3 separate regions of the Homo sapiens genome follow, and all the other regions are linked to region 1. Evidence: chromatin loops called from intact Hi-C (ENCODE). Cell type or tissue: PC-9. All regions are shown on one strand. Each heading gives the region's core, and the rest is flanking DNA. Links, peaks and the distances in the headings are about the cores only.

The links. Hi-C counts contacts between places; a loop is a spot of excess contacts. Peaks named below come from ENCODE experiments on the same cell type or tissue, not always from the same donor. Only the 100,000 strongest peaks of a DNase experiment are listed, where the experiment ranks them.
Region 2: a loop joins it to region 1, with 3 times the contacts of the local background. A loop is called at or near these places in 1 of 110 quality-filtered maps.
Region 3: a loop joins it to region 1, with 10 times the contacts of the local background. A loop is called at or near these places in 1 of 110 quality-filtered maps.

Annotation. Positions count from the first base shown.
Region 1 is chr2:171,267,326-171,278,570 of GRCh38, reverse strand. It overlaps LOC105373737 (a long non-coding RNA gene), which reads left to right. Exons shown (of 3, transcript XR_923573.3): 2 at 7,229-7,352; 3 at 9,799-11,245. It also overlaps the pseudogene LOC124906093. Among named protein-coding and RNA genes, the nearest start is that of TLK1, 110 kb to the right of the region's middle. In PC-9, for the core only: no CTCF peak of the experiment used is centred there; DNase peaks (open chromatin) are centred at 6,370 and 7,000; H3K4me3 peaks cover 1,635 bases; H3K27ac peaks cover 3,846 bases.
Region 2 is chr2:171,527,535-171,535,657 of GRCh38, reverse strand. All of the region lies in intron 1 of CYBRD1 (cytochrome b reductase 1), which reads right to left. Among named protein-coding and RNA genes, the nearest start is that of CYBRD1, 9.1 kb to the right of the region's middle. In PC-9, for the core only: CTCF peaks have their summits at 5,319 and 5,522; no DNase peak of the experiment used is centred there.
Region 3 is chr2:171,342,070-171,353,314 of GRCh38, reverse strand. The region is part of intron 3 of METTL8 (methyltransferase 8, tRNA N3-cytidine); the gene reads left to right. Among named protein-coding and RNA genes, the nearest start is that of METTL8, 86 kb to the left of the region's middle. RefSeq lists an enhancer at 6,019-6,068. In PC-9, for the core only: no CTCF peak of the experiment used is centred there; DNase peaks (open chromatin) are centred at 5,534 and 6,714; H3K27ac peaks cover 1,564 bases.

The DNA.
Region 1 (11,245 bases), core at 3,569-8,568:
CTTGTGCTTAGGTTTGTTGAGCTTCTTGGATCTCTGGGTTTAGAGTTTTCATCAAAATTGGACAATTTTCAGCCATTATTTCTTCAAAAAAATTTTGTTCTCCTATCTCTTTCCTGTCTGTTATGGATTGAATTCATACATTGAAACTAACCCCCTTCAATCTGCATTTGAAGATGGGGCCTTTAAAGGGGTAATTAAAGTTAAAGTTATAAGGGTGGGACCCTAATCAAATATGACTGGTGTCCATATAAGAAGAGGTAGAGACAACAGGGAGGCACACACAAAGAAAAGGCCATGAAAGGAGACAGCAAGAAGGTGGCTGTCCACCAGCCAAAGAGAGAGGCCTCGGGAGAAACAGAACCTGTCAGCACTTTGATCTTAGACTTCCAGCCTCCAGAAACATGAGCTTAAATTTTTATTTAAGCTACCCAGTCTGTGGTATTTTGTTATGGTAGCCCTAGCAAATTAGTATACTCTGTCTTGGGACTTCAATTACATATATATTAGGCTACTTAAACTTATTCCACTGCTTATTGAAACTGTTTTTTTTTTTAGACTTTTTTTCTCCCTCTGTTTCATTGAGAACTTTCTTTCTTTTTTTTTTAGTTTCCTTCAAGAAAAGATTTATTGCATATTATTAGTGATTATGTTTTACAGCAAAATTAAATATATATGCGTTTCACAAACACAAAATGGGAATCAAGGCATCTATCAAATTTAAATGTTGAACCAAGTCTTAGTTTTCAGAATTCAGTAGCCAGTCATGGTTCTGCACCAGGGCCACCAGTCCATGATTTCCAGTTGTTGAGGATCTTTTCAGTAATTGGAACAAAATCTTCCTTATCTGTGACAATTGTTTCCACATAAAACCCTTTTGGGGGTTCAGATAGTTCACTGGGTACTTCACTTGTTGAGCCATCCTTTTGCTGTACTTCATCACCTGACAACTTCGCCATTTTCTGGCCAAAGTAAACCATTGAGCCCACCAGAGACCGGGTGCCAATCCCATAGATCACCAACTGATCCCATAGACCACCAACATCCACTGGTACCGGGCCGTGAACTGGTTTTGATACATGGGTACACTGGCGAGGGCCTCGATTCTCACAGGCCCACGGTGGAGGCAGCTCCTTGTGAACTTTCTATTGCTGTGTCTTCAAAATCCATAATTTTTTCTTCTGCATTGTTTAATCTACCATTATTTCCATGCAATGGCACTTACATTCCCATCCAATGGCACAATACATCCAGTGTATTTTCATCTCAGATGTATTTTTATCTCTAGAAGTTTGGTTTGGGTATCTAAAGTTTTTTTAAAATGTTTGTGGGTACATAGTAGGTATATATATATTTATGGGATACATGAGATATTTTAGTACAGACAGGCAATGCATAATACTCACAGCAGGGTAAATGGGGTATTTATGACCTAAAGCATTTATCCTTTGTGTTACAAACAATTCAATTATATTCTTTTAGTTATTTTTAAATGTACAATAAATTATTGTTGACTGTAGTCACCCTGTTGTGCTATCAAATACTAGATCTTATTCATTCTAACTATATTTTTGTACCCATTAACCATGCCCACACTCCACCCCGCCTCTGACTACCATTCCAGCCTCTGTTAACCAACCTTCTATTCTCTATCTCAATGAGTTCAATTGTTTTAATTTTTAGTTTCCACAAATCAGTGAGATTATGTGAAGTTTGTCTTTCTGTGCCTGGATTATTTCACTTAACATAATGATCTCCAGTTCCATCCATGTTTTTGCAAATGACAGGATCTTATTCTTTATTCATGGCTGTATAATACTTCATCATGTATATGTACCACATTTTCATTACCCATTTGTCTGTTAATGGACACTTAGGTTGCTTAGGGAATCTAAATTTTTTATTAATATATTTTATTTTTTAGAATAGTTCTAGTTTACAAAAAACTGAGAAGAGGCTGGGCGTGGTGGCTCAGCCTGTAATCCCAGCATTTTGGGGGGCTGAGGCGGGCGGATCACCTGAGGTCAGAAGTTCGAGGCCAGCCTGACCAACATGGAGAAACCCTGTCTCTACTAAAAATACAAAATTAGACAGGTGTGGTGGCACAGGCCTGTAATCCCAGCTACTCAAGAGGCTGAGGCAGGAGAATTGCTTGAACTCAGGAGGCCGAGATTGCGGTGAGCTGAGATCACGCCATTGCACGCCAGCCTGTTCAACAAGAGCGAAACTCCATCTCAAAAAAAAAAAAAAAAAACTGAGAAGATAGTTGTTGTGAACTGACTCATGTCCTCTCAAAATTTATATGTTGAGGCCCTAGCTTCCAAAGTGACTGTATTTGGAGACAGGACTTTTAGGGAGGTAATTAAGGTTAAATGAGGTCAGAAGGGTGAGACCCTAATCCAATAAGACTGATGTCCTTATTTTAAAAAAGAGAAAAGACACCCCTCTGTCACTCTCCCTCTCTACAAGTGTAGGGAAGAGGCCATGTGATGACGCAGCAAGAGGTAGCTGCCTACAAGCCAGGAGGAGAGTCCTCAACAGAAACCAGCCCTGATAACTCCTTGATCTTGGACTTCTTGCCTCCAGAACTTAAAGAAAATAAATTTCTGTTGTTAAAGCCACCCAGACTGTGGTGGCTTTTACGGGCAGTCTGAGCTGATTAATGCAGTGCACAGGCTGGGCACAGTGGCTCACACCTGTAATCCCAGCACTTTGGGAGGCTGAGGTGGGAGGATCATTTGAGGCCAGGAGTTCGAGACCAGCCTGGGAAACATAGGGAGATCCCATCTCTGCAAAAAGTAAAAATAAATTAGCCGGGCATGATGGCACGTGCCTGTGGTCCCAACTACTCAGGAGGCTGAGGTGGGAGGATTGCTTGAGCTCAGGAGGTTGAGGCTGCTGTGAGCTGTGATCATGCCACTGCACTCTAGCTGGGTGACAGCAAGACCCTGTCTCAAAATAAATAAATACAGTGTACAAATATATCTGTTCAAACTATACTTTCAATTCTTTGAGGTATATACCAGAAGTAGAATTGCTAGTAGTTCTATGTTTAATTTTTGGAGTGACTGCCATACTGTTTTACATGTGATTAATTGTTAATAATAATAAAAACAAGGCAGCAGTATGTTGTTTAAAAAATCATAAAACTAGAATTTTAGCCATGCCTTTGCTACCAGCTCACTTCACTATGTGACCCTGACAAAATATTAAATCTCTTGGGGCCTCAGTGTCCTCATGTGATACAAGAGTTGTGCCGAATGATTTCATGGTCACGTCAGTGCCAGTGTTTCTTGATTCTATGATTCTAGGTGCTAGGACACCTGGGATCCCTAGTTGTGCATATTTGACAATACTACTACTTTTTAAGTTGCCTGCTATTAAGGGCTGAGACAGGGTAAGGTCCCTAGTGGGCTGAATTGAGTGTGTGGTGATCTCCAGAATGGCCAAAGGCAAAAGGCGCATCGAAGATTGGGACAATAAGGGTAATGTCAGTCATCAAAACTAAGGGTCAGGAGCAAGGGCTTTGTATAGGAGCCAGGGATCCCAGGAAGAGGTCAGGCTAGAGGTTGCCAAGCTAGACTGCAGAGCTGAGTGGTGACTGGCTTCCTTATGTTGGCCATAGGTGGTGCTGGACCCCAGAGTTCTGTTAGACTTCTCTGTGTCTCAGTCTCCCTTGCTGTAAAACAGTGCTATTAATTGCTATTTTTCTACCAGTTAGGCTAGAGATAAATGGAAATACAAACTTTGGAAAGAGCTAGACCTTAATTTTTTTTTTCTCAAATAAAAAACTAAATGTTAAATTTATTTAAGTTGGAGTAAAAATAAAAATTGGTGAATTTGAGTAAGAGTATATGGGAGTTCTTTGCACTATTCTTGCAGCTTTTCTGTAAGCTTAAAATTACATAATTGGATTCATGTGGACATAAAGATGGGACCAATAGACACTGGAGACTCCAAAAGGAGGAAAGGCGAGCAAGGCTGAAAACCTTCCTATTGGGGACTATGTTCACTATCTGGGTAATGGGACCAATAGAAAGAAGCCCAAACCCCAGCCCCATATGACATACTCTTGTAACAAATCTACACATGGACCCCCCTGAATCTAAAATAAAAATGAAAATGTAAAGATAAAATTACATCAAAACTTTAAGTTCCCAAGGAAAAGAGGAAAAACTTATTTAAGAAGGAGAGCGAGGCCAGGTGCAGTGGCTCACGCCTATCATCCCAACATTTTGAGAGGCCTAGGCAGGAGGCTCACTTGAGCCCAGGAGTTAAAGACCAGCCTGGGCAACGTAGTGAGACCTTGTCTTTACTAAAAAAAAAAAAAAAAATTTAGCTGGGCGTGGTGCCACACACCTGTAGTCCCAGTTACTCAGGAGCTGAGGCAGGAGGATAGCTTGAGCCCAGGAGTTCGAGGCTGCAGTGAGCGGTAATTGTGCAACTGCACTCTAGCCTGGGTGACAGAATGAGACCCTGTCTCAAAAAAATAAAAAAGAAAAGAAAAGAAATTTACCCACAGTTTCTTTAGAGTTGATTTTGGCCCAGCATGGTAGTGTGTGTCTATAGTCTCACCTACTCTGGAGGCTTAGGCAGGAGGATCATTTGAGCCCAGGAGTTTGAGGCTCCAGTGTACTATGGTCATAACTGTGAATAACCCCACTGCAGGCCAGCCTGGGCAACATAGGGAGATCCGTCTCTAAAAACAAACAAACAAAAAAAGGATTGATTTTGTATGCATAGATGAACTGCTTCCAAGGCAAAACATCCAAATCATATTAAAATGTCTTTTAACATTGACCCTGAAAGTACATCCAAATACCAATGTATTCGTATCAACAACTCTAATTTGTCATTAAAAATTCAAGCAGCAACACTTCCAGATTTATCAGCTGATGATAAACACTTTCATTGTACACTTAAATATTGTGAATTTTATTATGTCAATTGTAATCAATAATTTTTTTAAAAAGGAAAACTTTAAAAATAAGTCATTCCTTTTTATTGCCACACTATTTTTATCCCAGTGGATATCTGGTGTTAGGATCGCAGTAACTGCCATTGGTAATAAATAATAAACAGCATCAATTGATGAATGTTGAACATGGGACACTTGGAATGACCTAAATTCCCACCTTCTCTCTTTTGTCAGTATAAATTAAAAATAAGAGAGAGCAGGTGGTTAACATAATGGAATTTGCTTCACCAGGAGGCTGCTGTGGTGAATTATTTGATCTGAAATAAAAAGGTGATAACGATGGGGATCATTTGAGATCAGATGTATCAACTCTCCTTTTTATTCTAGAGCAAATATTAGAGGGTTGAATGATTCTCAAGCTGTAGATATTTCTCAGGTCTATTTTTAAGCTCAAACTGGCTCTTTCCCAGAAAGAAGAGAAACAAAAATCTACTGGCAGTAAAGCCTTTACCTTTTTTCATTGAATTTTCTGAGGGGATTTAAAAAAAAAATCTTCTAAAAATCCAGGACAGATGGAGCATTATGAAGAACACTGCAAAACAGAATACTTTCAGGGAGTACTTAGAAGAAAATAAAATGTTCAAAAAGACCTTGTCTTCAAAAAAAAAAAAAGAAAAAAATCGGTTGACTAAAGACAAAGTATCTGATGTAGTAAAACATTTGCCCCATCTAGGCGCGGTGGCTCACGCCTGTAATCCCAGCACTTTGGGAGGCCGAGGCAGGTGGATCACAAGGTCAGGAGATGGAGACCATCCTGGCTAACACGGTGCAACCCCGTCTCTACTAAAAAAAGTACAAAAAATTAGCCAGGCGTGGTGGCGGGCGCTTGTAGTTGCAGCTACTTGGGAGGCTGAGGCAAGAGAACGGCTTGAACCCGGGAGGTGGAGCTTGCAGTGAGCCGAGATTGCGCCATTGCACTCTAGCCTGGGAGACAGAGCGAGACTCTGTCTCAAAAAAAAAAAAAAAAAAAAAAAAAATTTGCCTTTCTTTGAAGGAACTGAAAACAATGAAACCCAGTCACATTAAATTGTTCTCAAAGTTGGTGTATCAGGCACCAGTCCAAAGGATTTCCACCCGAAAAGTTGGTAGAATTCTTTTTAGCAATAAGATAGTTGAATGATTTGGGTAATGTTGCAGAGAACTGGTAAAAATGTTGCTCATTAACATTCATTCTCTCTTTTTCCTAACTCTAAAACTATTCTTTAGCTATCAGAAAAGTTAAATTTAATACAGTGTAAACTCTCCAAGGGGAAAGGAATAGCAGAAAAATTCCAGATGTCTCAGCCCTGTTGTGTGCTCACAGAGGTTGCACAATTTCCACTTGTAGATGGGTGAAAAGGTGTTAGAATCAGTTACCTGGCTCTTTGTAACATGTAAAGAATGTGAGGTGGCCTATGCCAGCCTGGAGGGAGAGTGAGAAGGGCTCTGAATGTTGACATTACTTCCCAGTTCACCATGACTCATTCATCTGACTTGCTACCAAACCATTGGGAATGAGCCAGTATAAGGGAACATGTTACAGCAGCCAGTGAAATAGACCAAAAAACTGTCAGTCCCAGGAAAGTACTGGAGAGGAGAATTGCAAGTGTGGTGGCGAATCTTTGCCAAACAGATACAGTTGATTTTTTTTTTTTTCCTTAAAAAGTCACACTTGACAAATCCTTCCTGAGTTTCAAGGGGAAAAGACACATAAACTTCCGTTTTGCTATCAATAAAGGTAGCAGGATATAAAAGGCTTAAATACCATCTTAAGAATAAAACATAGAGGCAACATGGCAAGCTATAGCAAGAAAAGAAAAAATAAAATAAACGAAGAAAAAGAAGTGCAGTGAAAAACAACAAAAGAAAAATCTTCCTTGAAGGGAAACTGGGAGCACATTTCCTTGGCTGAAGATCCAGTGTGAATAAAAGGGGGAGAAAATAACATCTTGATAAGACCAAATGAAATGGCAAACCAACCTTTAGTATTAATGAGCTTGTCAAGAGATCTTTAGATGGGTGATTTGGAGTGCTGGCATTTTGACACCTGAGGCTGTTTACTAAGCTTAAAGGAATTGGCAAAAGTCTCAAAATGCTTTCAAAATCACTTCATTGTGATTCTCTTTAGATGAGCAAAATCAAATAGATGCCTATAGCTCATAGATGCCTATAGCTCATAGATGAGGGGGTATGAAAAAGCATGAATGTGTTGTTGTAACAAATCCAAAGTGTTTGTAAACCATTGTCTGTGTCTTTGAATGTTTGGAATTGCAGGATGATTGCAGAAAGGATGACCTACAAGTGGATGGTCAGATCTGGCTGCAAATGGATGTCTGAAAGAAAACGGGGATCCTAGGAAACCCATCACAGCCCTCTATGAGCTTCAGAAACCAGCAAGGTTAATTATGTCATTGCCTCTAAGTGAATGCAGGTGACATTGTTTTGATAATTTGATGAACATGCCTCCTCCAGGAACAGTGTGATCCAAGATGCCAGGTCCATTTCAGGGCCTGAATCAGATGTCCGGAATCTCAAAAAGACTGGGAATTAGAACTGGGTTCTCAAGGGGAAGGACTTCTTAAGGGAAATTTTTTTCTTGGCTAAAGAGACACTCAGGAGGAAATGTCTTTTCTTTTGCTGCCATTGAATGACTAGATCATCTATCTATCTCTCTCTCTGTCTATCTATCTATCTATCTATCTATCTATCTATCTATCTATCTATCTATTGTTATATTCAAAAAATATTTTCTCAGCATCTACTGTATGCCAGGGATTATGGTAGGTGCCGGGGATAAAATTAGTTAATAAGACCCGCACGGAGTTTACATTCTAATGAGAGAGTCCCAAATAAACAAGTACGCAGATAAATATTATACTTACAGATTCTGAAGAGTTCTGAAGAAAAAAAAGAGGGTGATGAAGAGTGAATAAAAAGGTGACTAAATTGAGTAAAGGTCCCTTTAGTCAGAGTGGTCAGGCCATGAGAGGCAAGTCTTGAGTGAGAAAAAGCTAGGCCTATGGATGAAAAGCAGTGACAAGGAAGGAAAGAGTATTTCAGTTAAAGGGAACAGCAAGTACAAACCTATGAAGTAGAAAAGAAGAGGCATGCTCTACAGTGGTTGAGTCAAGGGAAGAGTGATAGTAGATGAGGTTGCAGGGACAAGAAATTAAGATTTTATTCTGAGTGCATTGGGAAATCATTAGTGGCTTTTAAGGCAGAGAATAAGGTTAGTCATATTTTAGTAAGATCACTTTGGCTGTTACATGAAAAATGTATTGGAGGAGGACAAATACGGAAGCAGTAAGACCAGTTAGTTGGTACCAGGTGATAGTGACTTGTGCTGTTTATCCCATTAATACGGTTTGGATCTGTGTTCCCACCCAAATCTTGTGTTGAATTGTAATCCCCAGTGTCAGAGGTGGGGCCTTGTGGGAGGTGATTGGATCATGGGGGTGGTCTTTCATGAATGGGTTAGCACCATATCCTGGCGAGGCTCTCCTGACACTGAGTGAGTTCTCATGAGTTCTACTTGTTTAAAACTGTGTGGCACCTTACCCGCCCCTCCCACCCCACCCCCAGCACTTCATCCTGCTCTGGCCATGTGAAGCTCTTCACTCGCCTTTTGCCTTCTGCCATGACTGGAAGCTTTCCGAGCCCTCCCCTGAAGCAAATGTTGCCATGCTTCCTGTATAGCCTGTGGAACCATAAGCCAATCAAACCTGTTTTCTTTATAAATTACCCAGTCTCAGGTACAGGTATTTCTTTATAGTAGTGTGAGAACAGACTAATATACCCACCGAGAGGGAATCTCTACACCTCCTTCTCTTGACTCTGGGCATGCGTGTGGCTGCTTCTACCAATAGAGTAGCAGTGGAACCAACCCCGGGACATCCACATTTAGATCATAAAAGGACATGGGAAGCCTCTGTCTTGTCTGCTAGGACATTGCATGGTCTATCACATAAGAAGTCCATCTCAGGCTAGGCTCTGTGGCTTACACCTGTAATCCCAAACTTTGGGAGGCTGAAGTGGGCAGATCACTTGAGGCCAGGAGTTTTTTTTGTTTTTTTTTTTTTTTTTTGAGACAGAGTTTCACGCTTGTTGCCCAGGCTGGAATGCAATGGTATGGTCTCAGCTCACTGCAACCTCTGCCTCCCAGGTTCAAGTGATTATCTTGCCTCAGCCTCCTGAGTAGCTGGGATTATAGGCACACACCACCACACCGGGCTAATTTTTGTATTTTTAGTAGAGATGGGGTTTCACCATGTTGGCCAGGCTGGTCTTGAACTCCTGACCTCAGGTGATCCACCCACCTCGGCCTTCCAAGTGCTGGGATTACAGGCATGAGCCACCGCTCCCAGCCCGAGGTCGGGAGTTCTAGACCAGCCTGGCCAACATGGTGAAACTCTCTCTCAACTATAAACACAAAAATCAGCTGGACATGGTGGAACGTGCCTGTAATCCCAGCTACTGGGGAGGCTGAGGCAGGAGAATTGCTTGAACCCGCAAAGCAGAGGTTGCAGTGAGCCAAGATCTTGCCAATGTATTCAGCCTGAGGCAACAGAGCGATACTCCGTCTTAAAAAAAAAAAATAAGTCCACCTCAGCTGGGGACGGTGGCTCACACCTGTAGTCCCAGCTACTAGGAAGTCGGAGGAGGGAGGATCACTTGAGCCCAGGAGTTCAAAGCTGCAGGAGCCATAATCACACCTCTGCATTCCCATTCTAGCCTGGGCAACAGAGTGAGACCTCATATAAATAAAAATAAGGAAGCCCACCTATCCTGAGACTGCCCCGCTATGAAGGAATCCAAGTCACATGAAGTGTAAATGTTCCATTCAGCAGTCCCAGCTAAGGTCCCGGTCAGCAGCCAGCATTGACCACCAGATGTGTGAATGAAGAGGCCTTCAGATGATTGCAGCCCCTATTGTTAAGGCAACCCCAACCTCCGAGTCTTCCCAGCAGAGGATTCAGCTACTATGGAGTCAAGATAAGTCATTCCCACTGTACCCTGTCTGGGGTCCTGACACATGAAGATTGGAAGTGGTTTGTCACATAGCAATAGTAACTGAAACACTGGGAGAGGGACGTCTTTAAGAGGAGAAATTAAGTTCCCAATGAGATTTTAAAGATGTACTAATGAAACAATCAAGTAGAGATATCAAGTAGTTAGTTGGACATGTGAGCGTAAGCAGACTTCTTGGCTGGAGATATACTAATGGCAAACAGCATATGGATGTCATTTAATTTCCCAGGCCTGGGTGAGATCACCTACAGCAGGAGGTGGACAGAGAAGAGGAGCTGGTTCAAGACCTCATTCTGAGGAAGCCCAGTATTTAGAGGTAGGGAAGAGAAGGAAGAGCCAGAAAAGGGAATTGAGACAGAGTGCCCAGGGAGGCAAGAAAAAAAAAACACCCAAGAGAATGGTTTGTCACAAAAGCTGAGAGAGAACATTATTTCCAGAACAAAGAGAGCGGTCAACTTTGTGGGAAACTATTGAGAGTCAAAAAAGATAAGAGAAAAATGGTCATTAGATTTGGCAACAAAGAGATCACTTGAGACCTTGAAAAGAACAATTTCAGTGGGAGTGGATGGGGCAGACACATAATGGGGGTTTTGATCTCTCAGGGAAAGAAGAGCAGTCTATTATTTCAGAAAAAGTTGGATCAGCCATGCCATATGCAGCTAGCTTAAGTGCTACTGAAACGACACAATTTACCTGCTTAGACAAACAGCATAATGTAGCAAACAGCATAAATTTTTAGCATTAGACAGAACTGGGTTGAAATTCTACAGACAAATTACTTAAACTCATTATGGTTCAGTTTGTTTATCTGTAAACTGCAGAGGAAAAAACCACTTTTCTTCTATTCTCCTAGGTTCTACAGTTAGGAACCTAGAAATTGAACTGACAAAAGACAGGTTAACAAGAGAAAAACAGAGCTTATGAATGTGTGCAATGCACATGCATTTGGGAGAAACTCAGTGATGAGTGTAACTTGCAGGAGTAGTTGTTATGTAGCATCGTAACAAAGATGCTACATAAAAACTACTCAGTGATGAGTAGTTTGCAGGAGTAGTTGTTATGTAGCATCGTAACGAAGAATGGTGTATTTGTAGAGATGTGGCAAAACGAAGGAAAAGGGGTTTAAGCTTTTGGAGTGACAAATTGTGGGGAGGTAAATATGTGGAGAGAAACTAATGGAAAATAGGAGTTATTTTATTAGGGTTTACTATGTAGGTACCTTTTGGTGCTATCTCTGGGCTAGAGTTATCTCCTCGTCTCTAG
Region 2 (8,123 bases), core at 3,124-8,123, 260 kb before region 1:
CAAAAATAAATAAATAAAGCCAAAAATTCAAAGACAACCGTGTTCCCAGTGAAGACTTCTTACTCTTTTCTGTCTCAAAAATAAATAAATAAAGCCAAAAATTCAAAGACAACCGTGTTCCCAGTGAAGACTTCTTACTCTTTCTAATGCTATGAAGCATCACAGAGAAATGTGTCAAATTTGCTGTAAAACTGAACTTTGCCCCCTCTGAGTGTCAAAACTTGATTTTTAAAAACCTTTTACATTTACGCAAATTGGCTGCACGCTAGCTTTCCCTGTCCAGCAGTAGAATGAATAGAATATATTCAGTCTTTTATTGATCATTTGGGGTCATCAATCAAACACCAATTATTATCCTGTTACTCTAAAGGGAAGCCCTTAGGGGTTTCTGAAGCAGGAGAGGTGCTCACCTCTGATCCAAATGAGCCCATACAATTATGGTTTGAGAGTCCCTGGGTCTCTCTCAGAGTTTTTCTATCTCGTTTTGTTTCTGGCTTGAGTTAGGGCACCTACTTCCAACCTCTCTCCTCCATCACTTTGTCTCATCCTTGGTTCCCACCAGCTCTAAGTTTTAGCTTATAAAATGTCTTATTTTTATTTATTCATTCATCTATTTTGAGACAGGGTCTCACTCTGTCACCCAGGCTGGAGTGTAGTGGCGCAATCTTGGCTCACTGCAACTTCTGCCTCCTGGGCTCAAGCCATCCTCCCATCTCAGCCTCCACTGTAACTGGGATTACAGGTGTGTGCCACTACACCCAGCTAACAGCTTATAAAATTTTATGTTGCTGAAAATCTTAACATCTGTTAAATCTGGGTCGTGGGTACTTAGGGATCTATTATGTTTTTTCTTATGGTTGAAAGAGCTCATTCCAGTTTTAAAGTTAAAACAATATTTCCATAAGCCTGCAAACCCACTAGCCAATTAGTCTTACCTACTCAATAGGTGGCTCGCAGAGATTTGAGGGGCTCTCACAGAAGTGAGGCAGGTGACCTCTAGCACATGGAGTTTTCACAGCATCTATCCTGGCTACATAGAGGCTCTGCTGCAAAGCTCAATATGCTTCAAAATGCTCTCTGGATAAATGAAGGATAAATGCAAAATGTTGCATTTGCATAAGCTGTTTACATGCTTTTTAAAATGTATAAGTAACTGAAATATGGTGGACTTTGGGAGAAAAGGGCAATCTTAACAAACCAAGCCATATTTCCTAAACAAGAATCTATTCTCAACAGTTATAAAAACTGCCTGGAGAGCGGAATTTAAATATTTCTTGCTTCTTTGGCTTGGCACTTACCTAGACACCATTCCTGAGGTTCAATGAGAAGGAAGAAAAAGGTCCCCTAAGCCCACAAGAAGGGGAAATGGTATAAAACAGCTACTTGTGACGGAAACAAGGCTTTGCTGTTAGAGGCTGTAGTTGGCATTCCATTTCTCCCAGAAAATGAGGGGAAATACAAACATTATAGATGAGAAATACACTTTAAATCCTTTAAAAGAAAAGATATTGATGGTGGAACATGCTAGCATGACAAACTTAAAAAGAAAGAAAGGGAGGGAGGAAGAAGTGAATACCTGTGTATAATTATCTTAAGACAATGAAGAGAAAAATACAGTAACTTGAATTTGGGTTTAATTATTAGAAAATGTCGGCTGGGTGTGGTGGCTCACGCCTGTAATCCCAGAACTTTGGGAGGCCAAGACAGGCGGATCTCTTAAGGTCGGGATTTCAAGACCATCCTGGCCAATGTGGTGAAACCCTGTCTCTATAAAAAAATAGAAAAATTAGCCGGGCATGGTGGCTCACACCTGTAGTCCCAGTGAGCCACTGCACTCCAACCTGGGCAACAGAGCTGGAGTTTCTGTCTCAAAAAAAAAAAAAAAAAGAAAGAAAGAAAGAAAAGAAAAGAAAATGTCTCAGCTCCTTGTTGCATAACCAAAACTTGGGAATATGTGAAAATGTATACTCTCTAAAATGTAATCTCTGGTTTGACACCAGCTTTCCATCCATATACCATTACAAAACTATTTATATACACAAGTTTGTCTTAGAGCAGGCAATGCAAATTTAGAATCTGTCAAAGTGTGTGTGGTAGGGGAAGAGTGCTTAGAGGGAGAGAAATGTCCCCAAACATGGAAAACATTTTGACTCTAGTTCTTCTGTGTTTAAATCTTGTGATTCATGAAGGCGGGAACATGTCTATCTTGTTCACTGTCACATCCCAGTATTTAGCATAGAGCTTGGCATATAGTAGGAATTCAGTAAGTATGTTTTTGTTTTTGTTTTCTGAGACAGAGTCTCTCTCTTTGCACCCAGGCTAGAGTGCAGTGGCGGGATCTCGGCTCACTGCAACCTCGGATTCCCGGGTTCAAGCAATTCTCATGCCTCAGCCTCCAGAGTAGCTGGGATTACAGACCAGCACTACCATGCCCGGCTAATTTTTGTATTTTTAGTAGAGATAGAGTATCACCATGTTGGCCAGGCTCGTCTCGAACTCCTGACCTCAAGTGATCTGCCCACCTTGGCCTCCCAAAGTGCTGGGATTACAGGCGTGAGCCACCATGCCCGGCCCAAATAATTCTAAATAAAGCACAGGAATAATTGCTAATAAAGCACAGTAGTTCATTCAGTATTGCCAGCAAATGAGCAAATCCTCTTTTACTTTTTTTAAAATTTATTTTTTTAATTTAGAGACTTGACAATTAAAAATTGCATATATTTGTGCTATACAACATGTTTCCATACACACACACACACACACACACACACACACACACACATCGTGAAATGGTTAAATCAAGCTAATTAACATATCCATCACCTCACATACTTATTTTTTAGTCTTCTTTTTTTTTGAGACAGAGTCTCACTATGTCGCCCAAGCTGGAGTGCAGTGGCATGATCTTGGCTCACTGCAACCTCTGCTTCCTGGGCTCAAGATATTCTCCTGCCTCAGCCTCCCAAATAGCTGGGATTACAGGTGCACACCACCATGCCCGGCTAATTTTTGTATTTTTTTGTAGAGACAGGGTTTTGCCGTGATGTTCAGGCTGGTCTCCAGCTCCTGGGCTCAAGTGATTCTCCTGCCTCAGCCTCCCAAAGTGCTAGAATTACAGGCATAAGCCACCATGCCAGGCCCATAAAATGCACAAATCAAAAAACTCAAGAAAAATTGTACTGCTGATGCAAGTATTAGCTAATAGAAGACCAAATGGCCCTTTCAAATAAGTAAAAAGCATTCTGCACTTGGACCCACTTAACAACTTGAAGTGAATTCAAAAATAAAATAAGAGTAAGTTATTGAGTTTGAAGTACACTGGAATTTTAAAACACTTATGAATTCTACTTAAACATGGTGTGCTCATTACACTTCCCTTCCCTCTTTGAATAAAGTATTATTTCACTCTCCTTGGCAGAATGCTCAGAACAGGATTATCAGTCTCCACAACTCATTTCCCTCTGCACGCAAGAGCTTACCAGATTCTATCCAAAGGACCTTAAGTTTAAATGAAAAAGCAGAGAATCTTCTTTAAATAAACTTCTTGAAAAGATTCCTGCAGTGGCTGTCAAAGAGAATCAGAGCTTTGAAACATGTCTGTGCATTCAAACTGTCTCACAGCACGAATGTCATGAAACTGAAAATCTCTGGAAAGTCAAAATGAAGGAAGTGATTCAGATGATTTGGAAGATATTTTTAGCCCTAGAAACATCTCTGAGTGATTAAAATCCTCGCAAAGGCAGCTACTTGGTACCAAATACATGTAGAAAAAGAAAAAAATTCAATTAATTGACTACACATTTAAAAATATTCAGAAATTGTGTGTTTTCAGAAAGATCAGCTATATTTTCTTGTGCCTCATATCAATATTATGACAGGTTAGAAAGAGTACTGGCTTTGATACTACCTGGTTGTCTGACCCTGGCCAGACATTTGGTCTCTAAAATGAAGGGTAGAACTTAAGGTCCCAGCCAGCTCTAAATATTTAAGGATCAATATAACCTACATTTCTAAACAAAACAACAAAAAACCCCATCATAATTTGAGCTGGGACGGTGCGGTGGTTCACAACTGTAATCCCAGCACTTTGAGAGGGGTGGAAGAATCACTTGGGCCCGGGAGGTCGAGGCTGCAGTGAGTCATGATTTCGCCACTACACTCCAGCCTGGCTGACAGAGCAAGACCCTGTATCAAAACAAACAAGCAAAAAGAAAGAAACCATAACTCGTGTCCAACCAAATTAAATGGGAACAGCTTGCAGACCGAGCTGTATCTTACTTGTTTTACACAGTGTCTGGTACACAGTAAGTACTTAATAAATATGTTAATTAAATGGATAGGATAATATGAAGAAATTGAATGAACAACAACAAAAACTTAGAAAAGTACAGCCAAAGTCTGTATAGTCATTTCAAAGCTTGTTTTGACCTTTTAAGGAAGTCTCTATATAAAGAAAAAAGTTATAACAAAGATTTCTAGTCTTTCTTTTTTTTTTTTTTTTTTGAGACAGGGTCTTGTTCTGTCCCCAGGCTGGAGTGCAGTGGCATGGTCATGGCTCACTGCAGCCTCAACCTCCCAGGCTCAAGTGATCTTCCAGCCTCAGCCTCCTGAGTAGCTGGGACTTACCAACACACACCAGCACGCCTGGCTAATTTTTGTATTTTTTTTTGTAGAGATGGGGTTTCACCATGTTGCCCAGGCTTGTCTCCCTACTTGGCTTCCCAAAGTCCTGGGATTACAGGCATGAGCCACTGTGCCTGGCCCTCTATCTTTCTTAAAAAGGAAGAATGTTCTACCTTTTAAGGGAAAAATTTAAAACCTTGCAAAGTCAAGTCAGAAAACCCTAGCAGGAGTCACCTGTAAACTGGAAGCTATGGACTGGAATTTGGTCCAAAGATGTTGTTTTGTTTGATCAGCCCAATGTTTTGGAGGTTTTGTTTTTGTGGCTGGTTTACTTTTTGTTTGAACCAATTTTTTAAAAACCTGGATTCTCTCGGGAGAATGAGAAGCCCTGGCAACCTTGAACTGGCATCCTCACGTAGCCACGATCCACTGGGGCTAAGTGGAAGCTTCCTGTTTTGCCAGGAGTGAGCACTCTCTAGTTCCCTACAGTTCCCACCTCTCACACAAGTGTACACCTATACTCTGCTGCATGAGGATTTGACCTTTAATTAACTGCCTTAGTAAACAGATAAGTGGTTTGTCACCAGTTATTAGGCAACGCTGGTTATAATAAAAACTGACCCAATTGGTAAACTGTGTCTGGACTGAGAGAAACAATGAAAAATCTGTAAATACCTGATGACGATGCCAATACTTTGGGCTTCCCAGAGTGCAGTGATAACTGTTATAGCCTATATTAATCCCCTAGAGCTACCATAACAAATTACCAGAAATCTAGTAACTTAAAACAACATATTTATTATCTCTCAGTTCTGGAGGCCAGAAATTAAAAATCAAGGTGTTATAATAGCAGGATGGTCCTGAGGGAGAAGCCATGCCATACCCTCTTCGGCCTCTAGGGGAGCCAACAATTCTCCATTTTCCTTGGCTTGTGGCCACATCACTCCAATCTCTGCCTGTCTTCACATAGCCTTCTTCTCTGTGTGTCTTTGTCTCAAATCTCCTTCTCCTTTCTCTTATAAGGGCACCAATCATAGGATTTAGAGCCCAGTCTAAATCCAGGGTGACCTCATCTTGAGATCCATAGTTAACATCTGCAAAGATCCTATTTCCAAGTAAGGTCACATTCATGGATACCTGGGATTAGGATTTAGACATACCTTTTTGGGGGGCACTGTTCAACCCACTACCTATCCCTTGCAGGGATCATAGAAGTAGGTATACAGAGTACTACAAAAGACAGTGGTTCCTATGGGGCAAGGGGACTTTAAGCTCTGATCTCACCAGTGCAGATCTCATCTCCTGGTGCCTGAGCTGTTACCTGAGGAAAGGATAGCTTACTGAGGGCTATGATGACTGCTGCTGCAAGGATGCCCACTGCCACTGCCCAGCCACTGTCCTGCCAGCAAGCTCTGACTTCTGTCCTACATCCTTCTGAGTAGACTGGTGTTCAGTATGGTCTTAATAGTCTCTCATGTCTTTTTTTTTTTTTTTTTTTTTTTTGAGACAGAGTTTCACTCTTGTTGCCCAGGCTGGAGTGCAATGGCATGATCTCAGCTCACCGCAACCTCTGTCTCCTGGGTTCAAGCGATTCTCCTGCCTCAGCCTCCTGGGTAGCTGGGATTACAGGTATGCACCACCCTGCCCGGCTAATTTTGTATTTTTAGTAGAGATGGGGTTTCTCCATGTTGGTCAGGCTGGTCTCGAACTCCCGACCTCAGGTGATCCACCTGCCTTGGCCTCCCAAAGTGCTGGGATTACAGGCATGAGCCACCGCCCCTGGCAGCAGTTTCTCGTGTCTGAATGTTTAGTTGAATCCAGAAAGACACCCTGGTGGGTGCTGTATACTAAATCTACTTCACCTATTTACTTTGTACTCCAATCCTTGTTGGTGTGACCCTCTGGTTTAAAGAACTGGCCAAACTTCCATCAATTTAGTAAATATTCATTGAATGTTTATTATGTGTTGGGTAATGCTATGGATACAGCATTGAAGAAAACAGACAAAATCCCTTCCTTCTGGGAGTTTATATTCTAGTAGGAGAAGACAGACAATAAATTAATAGTCAGTGATCAGAATTTAGATAATACTGTATTTTGAATTCAGAGTCTATAAGATTTTCTAGTGAAATGGCTGAGAAGTATGGAAGAGAAGAATCACAGATGACTGCATAATTTCGTCCTGAACGACTACAAGGATAAAGTTGCCATTTACTGAGATGGTGGAACCTATGGGAGGAGTTGGTTTTGCAGGCATGAGGAAGATCAAGAGCTGAGATTTGGACATGCCTATCTGATATTCAAGTAGAGAGTTTGAGTAGGCAAACAGATATTTGGATTTGGAGTTCAGGGAAGAGTCTGGGCTGAATATACAAATTTGAGAGGGTTCAGTGTATAGATAGTACTTAAAGCGAAGAAGAGACTGGATAAGATTGACCACCAAAGAAGTGAGTGTAGAAAAAAAGAAGTGGTCAGAAGACTGAGGCTTGAGCACTCTAACCTGCCGTCATCAGGAAGATGAGGAAGAACCAGCAAAGGAGACTGAGGATGGGGCAGCCAGGAAAGAGAGAAGAGCCATGAGAATCAGGTGTCCTGGAAGCCACCCAACTTACCAGGTGAAGAAAGAGAAGCCAAGTAAAGAAAGTGTCCCGGCCAGACGTGGTGGCTCACACTTCTAATCCCAGCACTTTGGGAGGCTGAGGCGGGTAGATCACCTGAGGTCGGGAGTTCAAGACCAGCCTGACCAACGTGGAGAAACCCCATCTCTACTAAAAATACAAAATTAGCTGGGCATCGTGGTGCATACCTGTAATCCCAGCTACTCTGGAGGCTGAGGCAGGAGAATCGCTTGAACCCGGGAGGCAGAGTTTGCGGTGAGCTCAAATCACACCATTGCACTCCAGCCTGGGCAACAAGAGCAAAACTCCATCTCAAAAAAAATAAAATAAAATAAAGTGCCCCAAGGAGGAGTGAGGGGTCAATTATGTCAAATGCTGCCTTCCACTCAAACACTATTAGGACTGAGAATTGACCAATGGAATTAGTGACATGGTAGTCATTAGCTACCATATTAAGCACAATTTTGGTGGAGCAGGAGATGAAAACCTAATTGGAACCGGCTCGAGAAAGAACAGGAAGAAAGGAACTAGAAACTGCAGGTATGGACAAAAATTTCAAAAGTTCATAGTAAGGCAAGCAGAGAACTGAGGCAGTAGCTGAGGGATATACAGGGTCAAGAGTGATTTTGTTTTGTTTTGCTTTGTTTTGTTTTCGAAGATGATAGAAATTATAACATGTTGGAAATAAGCCAGTTGGGGGAGAAACTTAATGATGCAGAAAAAGGAGGGAGAACTGGGATGAAGGGAAGAGGAGGTACAGATTGTACTTAAGCAGCAACATTCTCATCAGCTAGAGGCCTCAGAATAAAGATGCGTTTCCAGTGCAATATGATGTCCATTCTTCCTGGAGGTTGACTAAGCCAGTGCTTTTAAACTGGCTGA
Region 3 (11,245 bases), core at 2,899-7,898, 75 kb before region 1:
AATCAAACTAGAACTCAGGATTAAGAAACTCACCCAAACCACCCAACTACACGGAAACTGCACAAGCTGCTCCTGAGTGACTACTGGGTACATAATGAAATGAAGGCAGAAATAAAGATGTTCTTTGAAACCAATGAGAACAAAGATACAACATACCAGAATCTCTGGGACACATTTAAAGCAGTGTGTAGAGGGAAATTTATAGCACTAAAGGCCCACAAGAGAAAGCAGGAAAGATCTAAAATTGACACCCTAACATCACAATTAAAAGAACTAGAGAAGCAAGAGCAAACACATTCAAAAGCTAGCAGAAGGCAAGAAATAACTAAGATCAGAGCAGAACTGAAGGAGATAGAGACACAAAAAACCCTTCAAAAAATCAATGAATCCAGGAGCTGGTTTTTTGAAAAGATCAACAAAATTGATAGACCGCTAGCAAGACTAATAAAGAAGAAAAGAGAGAAGAATCAAACAGATGCAATAAAAAATGATAAAGGGGATATCACCACTGATCCCACAGAAATACAAACTACCATCAGAGTATACTGTAAACACCTCTATGCAAATAAACTAGAAAATCTAGAAGAAATGGATAAATTCCTGGACACTTATACCCTCTCAAGACTAAACCAGGAAGAAGTTGAATCCCTGAATAGACCAATAACAGGTTCTGAAATTGAGGCAATAATTAAGAGCCTACCAACCAAAAAAAGTCCAGGACCAGATGGATTCACAGCCGAATTCTACCAGAGGTACAAGGAGGAGCTGGTACCATTCCTTCTGAAACTATTCCAATCAATAGAAAAAGAGGGAATCCTCCCTAACTCATTTTATGAGGCCAGCATCATCCTGATACCAAAGCCTGGCAGAGACACAACAAAAAAAGAGAATTTTAGACCAATATCCCTGATCCCTGATGAACATTGATGTGAAAATCCTAAATAAAATACTGGCAAACTGAATCCAGGAGCACATCAAAAAGCTTATCCACCATGACCAAATGGGCTTCATCCCTGGGATGCAAGGCTGGTTCAACATACACAAATCCATAAACGTAATCCAACATATTAACAGAAGGAAAGATAAAAACCACATGATTATCTCAATGGATGCAGAAAAGGCCTTCAACAAAATTCAACAGCCCTTCTTGCTAAAACAACTCTCAATAAATTAGGTATTGATGGGACATATCTCAAAATAATAAGAGCTATTTATGACAAACTCACAGTCAATATCATACGTACGGGCAGAAACTGGAAGCATTCCCTTTGAAAACTGGCACAAAACAGGGATGTCCTCTCTCACCACTCTTACTCAACATAGTGTTGGAAGTTCTGGCCAGGGCAATCAGGCAAGAGAAAGAAAGGGAATTCAATTAGGAAAAGAGAAAGTCAAATTTTCCCTATTTGCAGATGACATGATTGTATATTTAGAAAACCCCATTGTCTCAGCCCAAAATCTCCTTAAGCTGATAAGCAACATCAGCAAAGTCTCAGGATACAAAATCAATGTGCAAAAATCACAAGCATTCCTATACACCAATAACAGACAAACAGAGAGCCAAATCATGAGTGAACTCCCATTCACAATTGCTTCAAAGAGAATAAAATACCTAGGAATCCAAATTACAAGGGATGTGAAGGACCTCTTCAAGGAGAACTACCAACCACTGCTCAACAAAATAAAAGAGGACACAAACAAATGGAAGAACATTCCATGCTCATGGATAGGAAGAATCAATAGCATGAAAATGGCCATACTGCCCAAGGTAATTTATAGATTCAATGCCATCCCCATCAAGCTGCCAATGACTTTCTTCACAGAATTGGAAAAAACTACTTGAAAGTTCATATGGAAACAAAAAAGAGCCCACATTGCCAAGTCAATCCTAAGCAAAAAGAGCAAACCTGGAGGCATCACGCTACCTGACTTCAAACTATACTACAAGCCTACAGTAACCAAAACAGCATGGTACTGGTACCAAAACAGAGATATAGACCAATGGAACAGAACAGAGCCCTCAGAAATAATACCACACATCTATAACCATCTGATCTTTGACAAACCTGACAAAAACAAGAAATGGGGAAAGGATTCCCTATTTAATAAATGGTGCTGGGAAAACTGGCTAGCCATATTAGAAAGCTGGAACTGGATCCCTTCCTTATACCTTATACAAAAATTAATTCAAGATGGATTAAAGACTTAAATGTTAGTCCTAAAACCATAAAAACCCTAGAAGAAAACCTAGGCAATACCATTCAGGACATAGGCATGGGCAAGGACTTCATGTCTAAAACACCAAAAGCAATGACAACAAAAGCCAAAGTTGACAAATGTGATCTAATTAAACTAAAGAGCTTCTGCACAGCAAAAGAAACTACCATCAGAGTGAACAGGCAACCTACAGAATGGGAGAAAATTTTTGCAATCTACCCATCTGACAAAGGGCTAATATCCAGAATCTGTGAAGAACTTAAACAAATTTACAAGAAAAAATCAAACAACCCCATCAAAAAGTGGGCAAAGGATATGAATAGACACTTCTCAAAAGAAGACATTTATGTAGCCAACAGACATATGAAAAAATGCTCATCATCACTGGCCGTCAGGGAAATGCAAATCAAAACCACAATGAGATACCATCTCACACCAGTTAGAATGGCAATCATTAAAAAGTCAGGAAACAGCAGGTGCTGGAGAGGATGTGGAGAAATAGGAACACTTTTAAACTGTCGGTGGGACTGTAAACTAGTTCAACCATTGTGGAAGATAGTGTGGCGATTCCTCAAGGATCTAGAACTAGAAATATCATTTGACCCAGTCATCCCATTACTGGGTATATACCCAAAGGATTATAAATCATGCTGCTATAAAGACACATGCACACGTATGTTTATTGTGGCACTATTCACAGTAGCAAAGACTTAGAACCAACCCAAATGTCCATCAGTGATAGACTGGATGAAGAAAATGTGGCACATATACACCGTGGAATACTATGCAGCTATAAAAAAGGATGAGTTCATGTCCTTTGTAGGGACGTGGATGAAGCTGGAAACCATCATTCTGAGCAAACTGTCGCGAGGACAGAAAAGCAAACACCACATATTCTCACTCATAGGTGGGAATTGAACAATGGGAACACTTGGACACAGGATGGGGAACATCACACACTGGGGCCTATTGTGGGGTGGCGGGAGTGGGGAGGGATAGCATTAGGAGATATACCTAATGTAAATGACGAGTTAATGGGTGCAGCACACCAACATGGCACAAGTATACATGTGTAACAAACTTGCATGTTGTGCACATGTACCTTAGAACTTAAAGTATAACAATAATAAAAGAAAAGACAAATATTTAGGTTGATGGATATACCAGTTACACTGATTAGAAGGTATTAAATTATCACATGTACTCTGAAAATATTTATATCTATTATATATCAATAAAAATAAATAAATGTTTTATAAACCTGACAATGACAGGCATTGACAAGGCTTTGGAGAAATTGGAGCCCTTGTGTATTGTTGGTAAGATTGTAAAATGGTGTGGCTACTATGGAAAACAGTATGGAAGTTCCTAAAAAAATAAAAAATAGAACTGCCATATGACCCAGCAATCCCACCTCTGGGTTATATGCAAAAGATTTGAAAGCAAAGTCTCAAAGAGACATTTGCACACCTATGTTCATAGCAGCACTATTCACAATAGGCAAAAGGTGGAAGTACCCTAAAATGCCCATCATCAGATGAATGGTTAAAACAAATGTGGTATATACATAAAATGGAATCGTGTTCTGGCTTAAAAAGGAAAGAAATCCTGTCACATACTACAACATGGATGGACCTTGAGGACGTGATGCTAAGTGAAATAAGCCACCACAAAAAGACAGATACTGTATGATTCCACTTATTTGAGACATCTAAAGTAGTCAGATTCATAGAACGAAAAATGGTGGTTGCCAAGGGCTCGGGAAATGGGGGAAATATTAAGAAAATTTAGGACAATTGCCTCTTAATCCTACTGTTCTAACATAATTGTTTTTAGCTCATCATTTAGAACTTTTACCCAATGTGTATATAATTTTAAGCAGTTGTAATTATAATACATATATAATTTGGGGATCTACTTTTTTAACCTCATGTTATTTCATAAAAGGGGGAGTTGTCATTTAATTGGTATGTAGTTAATAGTTTAGCAAGATAAAAACATCCTGGAGGTCTGTTTCACAACAATATGAATATACTCAACAGTACTGAACTATACATTTTAAAATAGTTAAGATGTTAAATTTTACATTATGTGGTTTGTAATCACAATTTTTTTAAAAAGCACACTACAAACAAAAGAACTTGGCCTGCATCATCCTCATTGCACAGCTGGGAACCCACAGACACTTTACCCAACTCTTATATTCTCTCTATAGGACTTTCTGCCTTATTTTTCTTAAAATGATTTCTCCCTTAGAACATGTTGGTTCTTTTTTTTTCTTTTTAAAAATAGTTTATAAAATAGACACAGAAATTTATACAACTCATCAATGAATTCTCGCATAGTTCAATGAATTTTCACGAAGTTAACACACCTATGTAAACATCAACCATATCAAGAAACAGAATATTACTATTAATCCAGAAGCTTCCATGTGCTTCTTCCCAATTACAGTACTCCCCCTGATCCCTGACCCCACTAATCCCACAAATAGTGGCCCATAAGAGCCACTATTCTGGCTTCTAATACAATAGATTAGTTTTGCCAGAACAACTTGGTTCTGGTTATCATTTTTTGGTCACTCTTGTGGCAACATCAGTGTAACCGTTAGATGAAGCAAGGGTCAGCAAACTAGTCTATGGTCGAAATCCAGCCTGCTGCCTGTTTTTGTGAATAAAGTTTATTGGAACACAGACACACTCATTTGTTGACATACTGTCTATGGTCACTTTTGAGCTATAGTCACAGTGTTGAGTAGTTGCAACAAAGACTGCTGCAGCTGGCCCACAGAGACTAAAATACTATCTGGCCCATTACAGAAAAAGGTTTCCAACCCCTGAGATTGAATTTTGTTTCTAGATTGATCAGCTGTCCTGGAACTCCCCAGGGAAAGATGTTAGCATTCCTCTGTGTAAACCAAGTATAAGGAAGATCACTAATCCCACTGGTAGTTAACTATTGTTCTGGTGACTTTAGTCTACAAATTGAGGCCAAAGTTTGAAGCAACAGTAGTTGGGGAGCCTAAGCTAATGAGACTGCCCTCATTAGCTGCCCTTACCTAGTGAAGAGGGCAGTGCCTACCTATCTTATCTTCTGGTATCACTTGCTATTCCGTAGAGCCAGTTCTCCATCCTCCTCCTAAGCTCCTTATTGTATCCTGGAGAGTGGACAGAAATGAAGAGCACCTGATCCACAATGACATCATTCTATTTTTATGAGCTTCAACCACGAAGTCTTTGAGGGGAATATGGCCAGAGAGTATTAGGGTTGGATTCGAGGGTGCATACCAGTGGCAGTACTGCTTACAAATCAGCCAATATTGCATTCCTTTGCAGGAACTCTGTCACACTGTTTCTGAAGAAGTATAACTGTGCTTCTTTGCCAGCAGCTGCACAGACATATTTTCCACATTACTCAAGCTTCTGCTGGTGGCCACCTGGATGTGACAGACAGAGTCAAGCCTAAACTGAATTAAAAGTTGTCAGCCATCTTAATTCATTTCCAGGAAGTTAAAAATTATCCACAATATATTTCCTGATAATATGAAAAACCAAGGATTTTTTTGCCCTATTTTGAATATTTCCATTTAGAACATAAATAGATGAGCAGTGCTGATAGTGTTCCCTTAAAGTCGTTTGTATGTGGCTGCCTATTTTGTCCTATTTATGTTAACAATGAACTTGGTGAAGCTAATGAGAAGGTTATTTTAGGGCCTTGGAAACCGCAGTAAAGGAAAATGACAGTTCCCATAGAACCGTACGTAGTGTGACTGAAATAGAAAGGTGGTGACTGGCCTCTCTCTGTAGAAGCAGGAAAGGCAGGCAGGAGAGGGTTGATGATACCACTTTGAAGCATTTGATTTGCTTATTAGTATGTCCAGTCTCTTTCTGTGCAAGTTTTCTGACTGCTGCAGAGACACAGAACAAAAAATTCCATTTCAAAATGACTCAAAGAGATAAAGGCTTCTGCTAGGTCCCTTCTGCATCCCCTCTGTAACACTTCAGTGTGATGGGCTTTATACCTGTCAGGGGACCACTGCAGGGAGAAGGAACACATTATGGGGGTGACCATCTTATCACACGTAAGCAAGGGCACACAGAGCAATAACTGAGGCTACCCGGAGGGTGGTAAAGGAAGAATACTTTTGTTCTGAGGAACCATGTTGAGTGGCAGGACGTTACAGTGAGAGCCATCCAGCGCAATTTCTGTAGGGATCACAGACGTGCCAGTCTGCAGCACCCTGGGTGAGGCTTCAGGTTTGATATTTAATGTCTCTGATGAATATGGGTCAAGGTAAATAGATTGTTTAAAAGCTCTACTTTCAAACACTGAGACCCCAGAGGAAGCAGTGACCTGGCTCTTCGGCAAGTGCCTCTGTGAACCACCATCTTTTCTTATCTAGGAGAGTCCTAAATCTTTGAAAGAGCCAGTGTTCTCCCATCACAGAGTATTCTATATGCAGATTATTATACAGCAGGAGCACTGTTTACTGATCTTATCTCACTTTATTTTAATGCAACTGGGAGGAAGTACTGGTTGTTCTCCCATGCTGGCCAACTCTCTGGCACATTTCTTTTGGTCTCTGTGTGTCTCAGGCTCTCCTGTCACTCCCATTTCCCATTTCTCACATATTGTCTCAGCTGTTGGTGAGAACTGAAGTCAGGAAACACTCTCACAATCTGAAAGTAAGAAATTATGCATCACAAATAATAGTCTTGCTGCAGGATGGTTGACATTTCATTTTTGTGATTAAAATGTATATGGCATCTGGGACCGGATGTGGTGGCTCACACCTGTAATCCCAACACTTTGGGAGGCCAAGGTGGAAGGATCTCTTGAGCCCAGGAATTTGAGACCAGCCTGAGCAACAGTCAGACCCCATCTCTACAAAAAATTTAAAAGTTAACCAGGCGTGGTTGTGCGTGCTTGTAGTCCTAGCTACTTGGGAGGCTGAGATGGGAGGATCACTTGAGCCCAGGAGGTCAAGGCTGCACTGAGCTGTGATTGCACCACTGCACTCCAGGCTGGGCACAGAGTAAGCCCCTGTCTCAAAAAACAAAAACAAAAACAAAAAAACTATAGATCCAGGCCCTCATTTCTTTCAATAAGATTGCCCAGATTAATGATTTTTAATTCCACATTTCCTTTTTGTAATTTATTTTCAATTTTACTATAGCTCAAATTTATTTTAAAAGCAAGTTAATTCAGAGAAATGAAAGATACATTTGGCAATTTTTGAGTTAACATAATTATATTTTATAATTTCCTAAAAAACATCTCCAGTGTGTCATATCTCAGTTATTTAGCAAATGTAATGAGTCTTTTAAATGGAATAACAAAAGCAGCTGCTATTTTTACTTTAAAATATCCTGTAATTAACTATCTACCTATGGAAAGTTATCTATGTCAAGCAAAAGAATGAGTCTCACTATACTTTACTTTGTGAATACCTTACCATTGAGAAAATGTTCTATGTGAAAAAAATATATAGAGAGAGTAGCTAAAAGTTTTATGCTTATAAATTTAGGTTATTTGTTTATAAGTTGGCTTTGCTTGTTTAAAATTTTATGCAGTGCTCTTAGAAACATACTTTTAATTTCATAGTTTTTAAGAGTTTTCTTTTATTAGACAATGAATTTTCTCACTGATGTGTGGAAATTTCCAACTTTGAGAGCTCAGGTATTTGCGTAATTGATGTGCAAAAATAACTTTAAATTGCTTTTTATTACATGGAAACTTAGAATAAATTTTCATAATTCATATTAATCATATTATATATGTCATACATAAATGGTTTAATTCAATTTCTTAGTTGTGATGTTGAGTGTGATTCAGAATGAATTCTGAATATTTAAGGATGGTTAGCGTGCATATTCCTTCTTTCCCTCAGCAATATTGAATTTAATAAGTGAATAATTGAGAAGTTGCTTCATTGGGCTGTAGTTAAACAGATCGCTACATCCCTCTTACTGCCACTGGCATAAAGCAGTTAACTCTGAATCACCAACCTAGGAAAGAAAAAAAATTTTCCTCCAAGAAAAATTTGTCATTAATACACCTGTTTAGAAAGTCAGTTAAACAAGATGAAGACAGGGCAGATTTCTCCACGCTATATTATTTTATCATTCCTGACCTGCCTTACCAGCAGCTTGATACTGAATTTTTTACTCATGGTCAGAGCAGTAATTCCTCCAATTCCCCTGTTAACACAGATACTCTTGCAGTTCAGGAAATTAAATCATACACTGAAGGTGTTTGTTGTCTCATAATCATAATTATGATGATTGACCAAGCTGTGGGGTCTCAGAAGCTCTCACACATTACTGGGAACTATGGAGTTGCCAGCATTGATTGGAGAAGCTGCTGAAAGCCAAATTCCAGACACTGGTGCTGCTTCTCTGTTTTGTTTCTGTCCCACAAACCCATATATTCTCATAGAGCATTTAATGTTCCTATTGCTCATCATTTCATCATATAACTGCATGGTTTATATTTCTTATAATTTAAAGTATGCAGTTTAATTAATTATGTATTTCTGATCTGTCTTAATGAAGGGTAACTCCAATCAGCATTATTTTTACAATGTAGTTACACTGATTGTAAGCCACACTGAGGTTTTAATTTCAACTTGATACTTCATAATTGAGAAGAAAGTATGAATCAGAAAAGCAGAGATGATTTTCAGGGGGTTCATATTGACTTTGTGTTCGGGAGGCAGTGTAGTGTAATGGGTGAGAGCGTGGGCTTTAGAGTTTAGCAGACTTAGGCTAGGTCTTGACTCTGTTCTTTCTGGCTGGGTGACCTTGGGGAAATTCTTTATTTCCTCTGACATTGAATTTCTTTCTCTGCAAATTGGAATAATAAAATCTATCTGAGAGATACTGCTAGGATTAAATGGGGGAAAAATCCAAGTAAAGCATTTGACATAGTGCGTAGCCCATAATAAACACGTAATATGTGTTATTCTTGTCATTTTTAATGCTACTATTATTGGTATAATTTATGTAATTATCTGATTTCTTTTCTCCTAATTCCTGAGTGGGAAATAGTTGGAAAAGGCTTGAAAATAGGTATATTAGCAAACCCTGACTATTGCCTTCTAATATTACATAGGCTAGAGTTGAATTTAGATGCTTGACATGTTTGGTTTCTGAACCAGATTGCAGTCACGTCACTACAGATTCATTTTCTCTTTAAATTGTAAAAATTAAAACAGTAGTACAGACTCATGTTTAAAACGGCAATCTGATCCAAGATTTTGTAGTCTGTAGAACTGATAATGTTTAATGTTCTCCATAAATTCATGGCGCTTAATAGGAAAGTACACAGAATTTTTAGAGCTTAAACAGACTTTAGAGATACTACTCTAATTCAAACCTTTCATCAAATGAGGAAATTCTGTAGGCAATTTGAATGAAGAATTCAGCTAAGATTCTTTAATCTTTGTGTAAGAAGTAGATACAGCTTTGCAAAAGAAAGAGCTACCTAATAATGATTAAATTGTTATCATTGCTTCAAATTTTCAACTTATTGTTATGAATGACTATAAAATAAATTTTAGAGCTGCCATCAATGTATATACTATTCTGTGTATTTTCTCTTAATATTATTTTCCTTTATTATTTTATTTTTTATATTTATTTATTTATTTATTTATTGAGATGGAGTTTCACTCCTGTTGCCCAGGCTGGAGTGCAATGGCACGATCGCAGCTCACCGCAACCTCCGCCTCCCGGGTTCAAGCAATTCTCCTGCCTCAGCCTCCTGAGTAGCTGGGATTACAGGCATGTACCACCACACCCGGCTAATTTTGTAGTTTTAGTAGAGATGGGGTTTCTCCATGTTGGTCAGGCCGGTCTCGAGCTCCTGACCTCAGGTGATCTGCCCTCCCTGGCCTCCCAAAGTGCCGGTATTGTAGGCATGAGCCATCATGCCCCGCTTATTATCTTTTATTTTTAAATTGCTACATAAGGTTACCCTGTTTGAACTGCATGGTTTGCTTGCTCATTCCCATGTTGTTGGGCATTTGAGTTTTCCCCACTTTTTCCTAATATAAATAGAACTGCTATACACACATTTTTTTTTTAAGTAGAGACAGGGTCTTGCTTTGTTGTCCAGGCTCATCTTGAATTCCTAGCCTCAAGTGGTCCTCCTGCCTGGGCCTTCCAATGTTGGGATTACAGGCATGAGCCACCTCGCCTGGCCGCTATGCACATCTTTTATTAGGTTACTCCCCTGTACTTCCCCCACCCCACTTAATTCCTAGAGGAATATTCCCACAAATTAATCAAGATATAGTAGTATTACAGTACATTCTAGTTACTGGTAATTGGGCTCAAACACACTTCACAAGTAGCTTGATATTGTAAACTCAAATACTAGAGATTTCACTAAATATAAGTCTTCTTAGATGGCTGCTTTTTGTTAGGCAGAAAATCTTTTACCTGCATGGAATGAGTTACAAAGAGAGTTTTTTTTTTTTAAGGTAAAGGAAGAAGAGAAAGCTTGAGAAGACCCTGGAGAAATTTGACTCTTTTATAATTTCTCCTGAGTCTGATTTTCAGAGTGTCATTTTGTTTTCTTACATAGTATATCAGGCACACTCCAATTTTTAAAAGTGGAGATACACCAAAATTATTGAAAAAGAAGGAAAATAGAGATAGAAATATTTAAAAGACAAATATATAGTTTCAGATCAACCATAAATAGGTTTCTTTCCATTAGTGCAGAGGTGAGTATGTTTTGGACTTAATATCACATAATTCTTTTGTTACAAAGATCCACTTTCATTTCTCAGACCTTAAATACAGATGGGAGTTTCAGTCTTTATAGCATTCCTGCTGCCAGATACAATTCAGCCTTGATGGGAAGGAAGTCTTGTGGCCAGATGGGTGGAGATCCACGGTACAAGGCCATAAAGATAAAATTGGAAAGAAGAAAATTATAAGGGCCTCAGGACAGGGTTCTGTAACAAAGATGAACCTGATTACAGGCAACTGCTTGTTCTGAGAGTAGGGGCTTCTTTAAA